2 separate regions of the Homo sapiens genome follow, and region 1 is linked to region 2. A link is a contact called in ENCODE Hi-C data. All regions are on one chromosome and are shown on one strand. Each heading gives the region's core, a stretch centred on a gene start or an enhancer-like site at or near the end of the contact. The rest is flanking DNA. Distances are from core to core; before and after follow the strand shown. Region 1 holds the start of TAS1R2 (taste 1 receptor member 2). Region 2 holds the start of LINC01654 (long intergenic non-protein coding RNA 1654).

Evidence for each region. Hi-C counts contacts between places; a loop is a spot of excess contacts on that map.
Region 1: a map of ascending aorta shows a loop between it and region 2 (5-fold over the local background). The contact joins the promoter of TAS1R2 here to the promoter of LINC01654 in region 2. A Hi-C loop is called at or near these places in 1 of 168 maps with a recorded cell type or tissue (ascending aorta).

What each region holds. Positions count from the first base shown.
Region 1 is chr1:18,855,684-18,861,345 of GRCh38, reverse strand. TAS1R2 (taste 1 receptor member 2) reads left to right here and starts at 1,686. Exons shown (of 6, transcript NM_152232.6): 1 at 1,686-1,867; 2 at 3,715-4,015. The coding sequence starts at 1,686.
Region 2 is chr1:18,064,219-18,069,923 of GRCh38, reverse strand. It overlaps LINC01654 (long intergenic non-protein coding RNA 1654), which reads right to left and starts at 4,267. Exons shown (of 3, transcript NR_125946.1): 1 at 4,077-4,267; 2 at 1,646-1,732.

The sequences.
Region 1 (5,662 bases), core at 437-2,936, 790 kb before region 2:
GGGTCCTCAAGTAGAGTGGACACACGCAGCAGGATCCGGTTAACGGTGTAAGGCTGGTAGCCAGTGCCCAGCGATGACGCAGACAGGAGGCTTGTTGCTGCTCAGAGCCGGGGAGGTTCCCTTGAACTGGGGGCAGGAGTGGTTCCTAGGAGGAGGAGAAGCTCAGACTGGGCCCTGAAGGAGGAGCAGGGCTTGGCTGGGGTGGGGCAGGAGAGAGCATGTTTTTATTTGTTTTTATTTTTTATTTTTTGAGATGGAGTCTCACTCTGTAGCCCAAGCTGGAGTGCAGTGGCATGACCTCAGCTCACTGCAACCTCTGCCTCCTAGGCTCAAGCGATTCTCGATTCTTGTGCCTCAGCCTCTCGAGTAGCTGGGATTACAGTGTGTGCCACCATACCCAGCTAATTTTTTGTATTTTTAGTAGAGACCGGGTTTCACCACGTTGCCCAAGGTGGTCTCAAACTCTTGAGCTCAGATGATCTTCCTGTCTCGGCCTCCCAAAGTGCTGGGATTACAGGCGTAAGCCACCGTGCCCAGCCGATCATGGGGTTTTTGATCACCTTTTTCTACCTTGAAGCCTCTGCCCATCAGAACCATGGAGCGCAGCAGCCGGGTATGTGCCTGTGACAGACCCATTCCAGCCATGTGGTGTGTGGCAGGTTCCCTAGGGCTCGGCCACATGTTGGTAGGCCTGGAAAGGAGCAAAACAGCACTAAATGGACAGGGGTCTCTGATTCAAATGGGTCCCTAATTCACTGGAGCCACCTCCCCGCTTCTGACTCCTTGGGCGTATTCACCTTTGAATTTAGGAATTTTCAACTTTCTGTTTTGCCAACAACCCTGCCCTTTGGTGTGGGGTCCAAGGGGTCGGGGACCCAGAGTGGGTGTTGCTAGGCTGACTGATGGCAGCCTTCAGAGGGAGTGAGACCACCCCTCCCTTCCCTCCTTCCCCCACCCTCTTTGACACCGCTGGGTTTTTTTTTTTTTTTTTTTTTTATCAAAAGCACTAATTTTGTGATGTAATGTGATGTAGCGATGAAGGACCCAGCCCCGGAGTCAGACCATGTGGTTTGAATCTCAGCTCTGCTAGTCAGGAAGCCTGGGCTGGATTTCTTAATTTCTCAGTGCCTCCATTTCTTCATCTTTGAAATGGGGTTAGTAATAGTCCCGGTTACTGCAACCATTATATGAGATGATGAACCGCGACACCAGCATGATGCCTGGTTCTTATTGACAATGGCTACCACTTTCTCCACACCTATACATCACTACATGCCTGGCCTAACTTGGCTGGACTCCAGAGCTTGGGCTCTTTTGGCCACAGTACTCTGTTTCCTGACAGCACTTATGTCCTTTACTCCTGAAATATTTGAAATGTCAGGAAGATGAGACTTGTCCTTGGACAAGTGGCAGAAGGCCAGGGCATGGCCAAGTTATCAGGATGCTCTCTCTTTCCAAATAGGGTTCCCCTAGACCACCTAGCCCCTCTATGCTCTAAGAAAGAATCATCATAATTCCACCCTCCTTTCCTCCCTCTGGGCCCCCAAACCTCTCCACCTGCTCCAGGTGCCCCACAGTCGGTGGCAGGACCATCGCTATGTAAATGTCTGTGCAAATACCCTGGTGTCAAGCTGCCAATTCTCCAGTGAGGCAGGACTACCTCCTGAGACCATCACTTCCCAGCCATGGGGCCCAGGGCAAAGACCATCTCCTCCCTGTTCTTCCTCCTATGGGTCCTGGCTGAGCCGGCTGAGAACTCGGACTTCTACCTGCCTGGGGATTACCTCCTGGGTGGCCTCTTCTCCCTCCATGCCAACATGAAGGGCATTGTTCACCTTAACTTCCTGCAGGTGCCCATGTGCAAGGAGTGAGTCTCCAGTGTGGGGCTGGAAGTGGCAGTGGGGATGGGGTGGGAGGCCAGGCCTGGTCCTGTGGGTCCTTGGGAGCCAGACCAGGACCAAGGGCTTAAAGCACTCCTCCCCATTCATTGCCAACCCCCTTATTCTGGATCCATGCCCCTAGTCCTCAGGGAGGCCCCGTATAATATGGGTTACCAAAATCTTTGGCGACTGTGCTCTGAAACACTGAGACTGGGGTCATCTCAGTGCCATTTTTTTTAAATAGAGTTACAGAATGTTTGAGCCTAGAGGGCTCTTAGAGGCCATCAAGACTGCTCCCACCCACTTTGGCAACTGGGGGACTCCCAATGGGTCCATGTCAAAGCCCATTCTGAAAACCTTTGGGAGGCAGAATGTGATTTTTCTGTAGCAGGTTCTGTGGTGGGTAGGGGTGCTTTTGGGCCGAGAGGGAAGTTCCTCTTCCCCCACCTCCTCCCTGAGCCCCTTGGGGTGGCAGCATCACTTGGAGATTGTGGGGGCTGTGTGCATCTGCATGCAAGCACGAAGGACATGGAGCCAGCCTGGGACTAAAAAAGAGTGACCTCTTGCAGAGAGGGTGAAGGTATTGCGGGAGACAAGGAGAAAGGAAGAACAGTGCAAAAGATGATTAAGGGTTGAGTATGAGAAATGCATCATTTATGACACTGGGGAAGATTATATGCTGGCTTGAGAATGGTGAAGGTGATGGCACCAGGCATGATGCTGGGTTTTCTAATGCTTGTGATCATGGTGGGGTGTATAATGATGGTGATAGTTGTGATGAAAGTAATGGTGGTGATGCTGATAATGTTGATAACAGTAATACTGGTGATGATGACAATGATAAAAAGTATGATGGTGATGATGATGATGATAGTGGTAATGGTGGTGATGATGGTGATGGTAGTGATGATGATGGCAGTGGTGGTAATAGTGTTGGCAGTGATGGTGCTGGTAGTGATAATGGTGATGGTTGCGTTGATGATGGTGATGGTTTTAACGATAGTGTTGGTGATGATGGTGATGGTAGTGATGATGGTGTTGGTGGTGATGATAGTGATGCTGAAGATGGTGCTGATGGTGGTGATGGTGTTGGTGATGATGGCGATGGTAGTGATGCTGGTGATGGTGTTAGTGATGGTGTTGGTGATGGTGGTGATCGTAGTGATGCTGATGATGGTGCTGATGGTGTTAGTGATGACGTTGGTGATGGTAGTGATGATGGTGATGGGGGTGGTGATGATGGTGATGCTGATAATGATGGTGCTGATGATGGTGATGGTGGTGAGGGTGTTACTGATGGCGTTGGTGATGGTAGTGATGATGATGTTGGTGGTGGTGATGGTGGAAATGGTGGTGGTGATGGTGGTGATGATGGCTGTGATAATGGTCGTGCTGATAGTGATGGTGGTGACGGTGATGATGGTGGTGATGATGGTCACAAGGTTGTGGTGACAGTGATGGCCCTGGTGGTGATATTGGTAATATGGGTAGTGGGTGATGATGGTGATAGTGGTGATGGTGGTGATGGAAGTCTTAGTGGATAATGATGGTCACATTGGTGGACATTGGTAGAGTGGTGATGGAGGTTATAGGGATAGTAGTGATGATGGCCACATGGATAACAGTATCAGTGGTGGCCATATGGGCAATGGTGACCCTAGAGATGTGGTATGGTGACAATGACATGGTGAAAATGCCCGAGTCTTCTGGAGTGGCTCTTCTCAGTCAATGCCTTGGCTTTCCTGTGGCAGGAAGGAGGAGTGGGCTGGTTCTCTTATCTCTTCCTTCCTCATTCTGGATCTGCTTCCACCTCATGATGCTGTGGCCCCTCCAGGTATGAAGTGAAGGTGATAGGCTACAACCTCATGCAGGCCATGCGCTTTGCGGTGGAGGAGATCAACAATGACAGCAGCCTGCTGCCTGGTGTGCTGCTGGGCTATGAGATCGTGGATGTGTGCTACATCTCCAACAATGTCCAGCCGGTGCTCTACTTCCTGGCACACGAGGACAACCTCCTTCCCATCCAAGAGGACTACAGTAACTACATTTCCCGTGTGGTGGCTGTCATTGGCCCTGACAACTCCGAGTCTGTCATGACTGTGGCCAACTTCCTCTCCCTATTTCTCCTTCCACAGGTGAGGCCCCTGGGCCCTGGAGAAGGACCTGGGGAGGGGGGCAGAGGAATGGCTGTCTAGAGGCCTCAGAAGCCACTTCCTCCATCAATCATGGGAGGTGATGATAGGACCAGAAGCAGGGTCAGGACATCAGCCCAAATCTTGAGAAGGTAGCCCAGCTTATGGAGTAAGGGCTCAGGCTTTGGAAGCGGGCAGATCTGGTTGTGCAACTTGGCACCGAGCCTTGGCCACAGTGAAGCCTTTGGCAAATCTCTTGACTCTTCTAGCCTCAGTTTCCTCACCTGTAAAGTGGGATGATAAGCGTTCCATCCCAGGACTGTCTGAAGGTTAGTGTTCAACCTGTGTAAATTTCTGGCACACAGTAGGTAGTAAATAATGTTGTTTTATAAAGCATCTTGCACAGGAATAAAAACTTGAAGTGCTTAGTATTATTCTGTACAGCTGCCTAGCACAAGGTCTGCCTCGTAGTAGGTCCTCACAAAAGGGTGATTTGTATTACTACTATTATTATAACTATTATCATAATCATGATTGAAAGTGCCAAGTGCAGTACTGGTACAGGCTATATATTCATTAAAGATCAGCTAGCAAAAGACTTGGCACACAGTAGGTAGTCACAAATATTGTGATTGTTACTGTTTAATGTTAGTACTTTTACATGAAGCATCTAGCTGAGGACTGAATTCATTCTTTCATTCATGTAACAGATATTTATTGAGCACCTACTATGTGCCAGGTACTGTTGTAGGTGCTGGGATACAGCTGGCAACAACTTAGAAATCATCGCCCTCATGGAGTTTCTCTTCTAGTGGAGAGAGACAGAAAATAAATGTAAACAATAATAGGTGATGCAGGATGTTAGAGGTGAGAAGTGCAATGAATAAAATAAAAATGTGGGCAGGGTGGGGGTGTCTGGCATGTCAGTGGAAAGGAGGAGTTGGTAGAAGGAGATTGCAATTTTCAACAGGGTGGTCAGGTGGGTGTCACTGACAATTGGGCGAAGACTTGAGGGAGGTGAAGGAGTGAGGGAGCCATGAGGGACCTAGCAGAAGAACATTCCAAGAAGAGGGGTTAGCAAGTGCCAAGGCCAGGAGGTGCCTGGTATGTTTGCGGAACTAGATGAGCAGAACTGGAACCAGAGGGAGAGGAGAAGGAGATGAAATCAGACAGGCGAGAGTTGTGCAGATAAATGACGGAGCCCTTAGGGGCCATTCAAGGACTGGCTTTTCCTGGGTGACGTTAGGAGCTGTTGAGGAGTTCTGAGAAGAGGAGTAAAGTGACCTGACATGTGTGTGAGCAGGGTCACTGGGCTGCCATGTTAAGCATAGACTATAGGGGAAAGGTGGATGGGTAATGTTGCAGTGCAGGCCGGGGATGATGGTGGCTGGACAGGAGGGAGTGGGGAGCTGGTAGGCACTGGATGGATACATTTTAAAGGTAGAGCCAAGAGGATTTGCTGATGGATCCAGTGTGACCTGTGTGCGAAAGAAGAGTCAAGGACGACTCCAGAGTTTTTGCCCTGAGTCACTGGAATGATGGATTCATCACCAGCCAAGATGGGGGAGGGTGTGGATGGAGCAGGCTCAGAGGAGAACAGGGTTCAGTTTCGATCTGTGAAGTTTGAGATGTCAGGCAGGCAGTTGTGGT
Region 2 (5,705 bases), core at 3,018-5,517:
GTCAGATGGACCTGGGTTTGAATGCTCAATCTGTCACCATGACGTGTGTGAGTTCTGGCAAGTTATGATTTGATTTCCCCATCTGTAAAATGGCTACGATAATGAACTTCCCTCATAAGCATGGAAAGACTGAATTTGGTGCTGTGTGTTAAGTGCTTAGCCTAGTGCCTGGCCCATAGAGAAAGCTTAATAGCAATACTACTACTATTACTTCTTTTTCTGTTATTTTTTTTTCCTTTTTTTGAGACAGGATCTCACTCTGTTTCCCAGGCAGGAGTGCAGTGGTGCAATCACAGCTCACTGCAGCCTTGACCTCCTGGGCTCAAGAGATTCTCCCACCTCAGTGTCCTGAGTAGCTGGAACTATAGGCACATGTCACCACACCCGACTAATTTTTGTATTTTTTGTGTGTGTGTGTGGAAACAGGATTTCGCCATGTTGCCCACGCTGGTCTCAAACTCGTGGGCTCAAGAAGTCCTCCCACCTCAGCCTCTCAAAGTGTTGGGATTATAGGCGTGAGCCACCACACCCAGCCTATGACTGTTACTTCTAATAATCATTTTTTTTTAATCTACAGTGTGGGAGTTAAGGGCATGAAATCTATAATTGGAATATCCTGGACTTTTATGCTGGTTATGCCTGTCTTATCCGGGCTTCTCTGGAAAGCAGGGCCTGCAGCCACAATCTGCTCCTTGCCTAACACTGGCCATATTTCTGTCCTCTGAACCCTGACTTGGAACCATCTCAGGGTCTTTTTCCTTGCTCTTCCCTCTGCCACGTATGCTCCTCCCATCCCTGAAAGAGTTTGGCAGAGGTTGAATCATGCAGGGCCTTAGAGGTTAGAGAAGGAGTTTAGAGTGTCTCTCAGTTTCAACAGGAGGCTGTGTTCATCAGCCATCTCCACATAATGCTGCCTAACAAGCCACTCAATGGCTTAAAGTGACAATCACTTGTCCTCCCTCATCTTCAGCTTGGATCGGGGTTGTCTACTTTTGCTGGAGCTTGGCTGGGCTTGGCTTGAACTCTAGGTGAGGTCCAGGTGTACTCCACATGTACCCATCCTCTTCCTGGGGCCAGCGGACTGCCCCAGGAATGCCCTTCTTGAGGCAATGGCAGAAGCAGAAGATGGTAACAGGTGATGTCTCTTAAGGTCTAGTCAAAACTGACTCACTGTCCCTTCCACTCCCATGCCATTGGCTAATGTAAGTCGATGGCTGAACCCAGTATCACTGGGACAAGGAAATGGACTCTGCCTCTACTGGAAGAGGGTACAAAGGCATATGGCTGTGGGTGTGGAAGGATTAGGAGCAATAATACAGCCCACTGGAGAAGTCATTGCAGGGCTTTCAACAGTTCAGCAGAGGTTCTCAACAGGGAGCAATTTGGCAATATTTGGAGAGATGTTTGGCTGTTAAGACTGGGGCAGGTGTTGCTGGAATCAAATGTGTAGAGGCCAGGGATGCTGCAAAACATCTTACAATGCACAGAACAGCCCTCCACACAAAGCATTATCTGATCCAAAATGCCAGAGAAACCAATAGAGAGATCTTTAAACGTATGCATCATGGTTGTGTTTCTGGCTGCTGTGCTGAAAGTGGCCCATAAGGGGTGGAGGGAAGAGAGAAGCACGCCATTATTTCTTTACCTCATCTTTGCTCCCCTTCCTCCTCCTTCTCAACTTCCTTCCTCCTCCTTCTCAACTTCCTTCCTCCTCCTCTGATGATGATCACACCTAAAGTAGTGTGATACCCACAGCTCTTTAGCATTGGCCCTGTCTGGTGATCCCAGGAGAGAGACAATGTGATCAACCCTCCCAATACAAACACAAGATAAAAACTAATAGGATAAGACAAGCTTCTTTCCCTTCCCAGTTCCCACATGATGCCTTAAGTACAGAATCTGTCTGCACCACTGTTCTGCACTGATATGCAGTTAGGGTTGCTGATGGGCTCACCATTTGAAATAGAACAAGCCTGTTGAGTGAGTTGGAAGCAAAGTTTGGGGGAAAGAGCCAGAAGCACTTGGGGAAGAGCCACTCCCGAAGCCAAATCCAGAGGTCCAGGGCCATTGTAAGAGATGCAGCTGTGACCTGAACCAAGAGCTGGAGCAGGAGCTGGCCGGGGGCTCATGGGAAGGCCAGAGGGGATTGCCCCAGGCAGGGGCTGGGTGCCTGCTAGAGACGGAGTGGGCCTGGGAGGTTGGGGAGACGGTCAGGCTCTTTCAAATCCCTGAGGTGCTCTGTTTTGGACCGTAAGAACTCACTCCTGGGTAAGTCACTAAAGCCTAGGGTTAGGATGAGGACCAGGGGCCACCACAGAAGCCTCTGCTTTCCATCTGGGAAGTTGTTTCTTCTCCAGAGACCCAAGAACACAATCATTTTTGTTTCTTCCCTGTCATTCAACTTAGGCGACACAAGTCCTCAAGGGGCTGTTCTGTAAGCACAATGACCACAAATATGGATAGTATGCAGTGGTCAAATTCCAATCCATTATCTGTTGGCCTTAAGCAAGTCACATAACCTCCCTGGGCCTCATTATCCTCAACAGAATAATGGAAATACCAATACTGAACTCGAAGGGTTCCAGGGAGGAACAAATGAGCCTGGTGCCTAGAGAGCCCTCCATGAATAGTGAGTGCTCAACTCATTGCCTTTTCTGCTCCTCTACTCTGGCTTTGCCCTCTCTCCCTTTGTCTTCATCCTGCTTTTCCTATTCCCCCTCTCTCTTTTCTCCAAGCCTGTTGGGGCCTTGTGGACATTGCTTGTCTGAAACCAGTATGCAAACTGGTGGCTCCCAAACCTACTCCCTAAAAATGCAAAGTCAAGTCCCATCCCAGACCACTGAGTGGGAATCTGTTGCAGGAGGTCTCCGGAGCGCGCTCTGTAGACAAGCTCCCCAGGTGATTCTGCTATATCTAGTTCAGGTGTGGGCATTAGAGAACCACTAGAGGAGACCTCAGAATCATCCAAGCTGGCGACACCTCTTCCCCGTCTTCCCCAGCATCTCCCCTGAGGCAGTTCCAGCACCCATCTCCAACATCACCTGCCATCTCCCACTCCTCCCATCAGTCCTTCTGGGCTAGGCAAGGAGCCTCCGGGAGAGCTGGCAGCCCCGCCTAGGAAAAAGACAAAGGAAAAGGAAACTGCCACCCACTGCTTCCAGCAGCCTGAGTCACTGCTGGGGGTGGCTCATCTGTCTCACTGGGGAGTAGGAGCCCCTCCCTTTTCAGAGTAGATCCAGAGATCGAGCCCATGCATCTGTCCAAAGGAGAACATGATTTGAAGGAAGAGAAACTTCCCACTGTCACTGTCCCTTAGTCCATCTCCCTGGGTCCCTGGGTGGTTTTTGCTCACAGATGCTGTCGTAGGTTGCCCCAGACCTTGAGGCCTAGGGCCAATCCTACTCCTAGCCAGGAGCATTGTAAGGAGCCCTGGACCAGCTCAGCTGTCCCTTCATCAAGGAAGGCTTGCCCTGACCTTCGACCCAGGTAAGGGGTCTCCTACCTCACCCTATTATCAAGCCATTGTCCAGTTCTCTGTATTGACGATTGGTCCTGCCAAGTCCTCACTCCTAATTGCCTGCACAACATTTAGCTTCCCCCAGAATTTGCTCTTGCCTTTCCTCCCTCTCTATGCATCAACTGGCCACCCCTCAGCCAGTATAAGGGCATCTATTGACTAAACAAACTCCATGAATTAAGCTCTGCTTGATAAGCTTGTGGTGACCCATGAGACTGGGACCACAAAGGGTTTGACCACCACTTTCATGGGCATCAGAAATCTGTGTGAAGCTCCACATTCCCACTTCTCTGAGCTGGTAATGCCAAGTAGGCACATGTAGAACGTTCTCTAGCCTGGTTTCCTCCTTCCAAGAAGATGGGTGGGGTTCCATGTATGACCTGAGGGATTCTGGGAGACATCTGAGAAGCTGGCCCTGGCATCATCAGCACCATGGTCTTCCTAGATACATTACTTTCCATCTTGATCCTTTTAAAAATTATCACAAATTCACCGGCTAAATCAACACAAATTGCTTTTCCTGCAGTTCTAGAAGCCAGAAGTTTGACGTGAGGCTTACGGGCTAACACCAAGGTGTTCACATGACTGGTTTTTTATGGAGGCTCCAGAGCACAGCCTGTTTCCTGACTTTCCTAGCTCCTAGAATCCACTTGTATTCTTTGACTCAGGACCCTTTTTTCATTTTCGAAGCCATCAGCATGGCATCTTCTCTCTCTGATTCTGCCTCTCGTGTTGCATGGCCTTCTTCTCACACTGAATTCTCTATTCTCTTGTGTTCTCTTCCAGGACCCATTGTGACTACACAGAGCCCGCTGGAATAATCCAGGATAATGTCCTCATCCCAAGATCCTTCATGATTCTGCAGAGTCCCTTTTGCCATAAAAGTGACATTTGCAGGTTCTGGGAATTACGACAAGGACATTTTGTGGGGGAGCATATTCAGCCTACCACAGCAAGTGCCATCTATTGAGAAGAAACCATATACCAGCCCCGGTGTGAAGTACTCCTACCCACACCAACTCCTTGCATTTCTCCTAAATAACCCTATAAAGAAGGTCATATTCTTTCCTCCAATTTACACAGAGAGGTTAGGTAACTAATGGAAGGAAGTGGTGAAGCTGGGATTTGAACCCAACTGGCTCTTGGTGATACCAAAACTGTGCTCTTAAAACTAAATGAATCTACCCCTCCTTAGTGCTCCTCTCCTTCCAAGCTGCAGACTTGCAGATTTGGGCATTTCAAGTTGTCTCCTAACTACCCTGCTTCCTTTCCAGAGTGGCAGGGTATGGAGCTACCCTTCCACCCACCAGGAAAGAAGTCACCAAAGGAGACTCGGCAATTTTCTCACCCAAATCCTGCTGCTCCTGAGGAGCCCACCTGGCTCTCCAAGCCGTGCCTCTGCTCCCAGGTCAGCCTTCTCTCATGTGGAGACAAGGCAGACCCTGGGGGAGGTTTCTCAAAGGGGTAGGTGGGAGAGGAAATGTCAGGAGAGGAGACCAGAGCTCTAGAGCACCCAGCCACCTGCAGCCAGGGTGGAGAGACTGACCTCGATTGAGTCTGTCTTATCTCGGGCTGTGCTAACCTCACTCTCCCTTGCATCCTGGGCTCACGAGCTATTTCCGTCTCTGGATCAGATACGAGACCATGATTTATTGATTGTAATAAACATTGCTTAACACGGGCTTTGGCCACACAGCTCACTCACCATTTAAATAAATCCCAGCCCTAGGGGCTGATGGAGCCCTCTGTAATATGGAATGCCAGGTTAGAAGGAAGCCTGATGCTGGGCAGGGGGAGGAGGGGAAACAGGAGCCACGTGGGTGAATAGATGAACTCATTTGCAGCCAGAGAATTAAGGATCATCTGTTCCCCCCAACCCATGCTCCCTTATTACTCTATCAGTTACTCTTTAAGGGGCTCTTGCCGAGATGCTGCTTGTGGGCAGAGGCTGCCAGACCCCAGCACAAGCCACAGTGTTCTCCCCAGTCCCTTTCTGGCATCTCATGGGCATTTTTTTTTTTATTTGAGAGAGCCACAGTCTTTGTGTTATTTCATTTCCTGCTCTGGGGAAATGCAGCTGTCTCGGGATGAAGCATCAGCTCCTTTTTACACTAAAAGAATTTCCAAGCAGGTCAGACAGCCCTCCTCCACCCATTGGGCTTTGGGGGGCTACACTCTGCGGGAAACT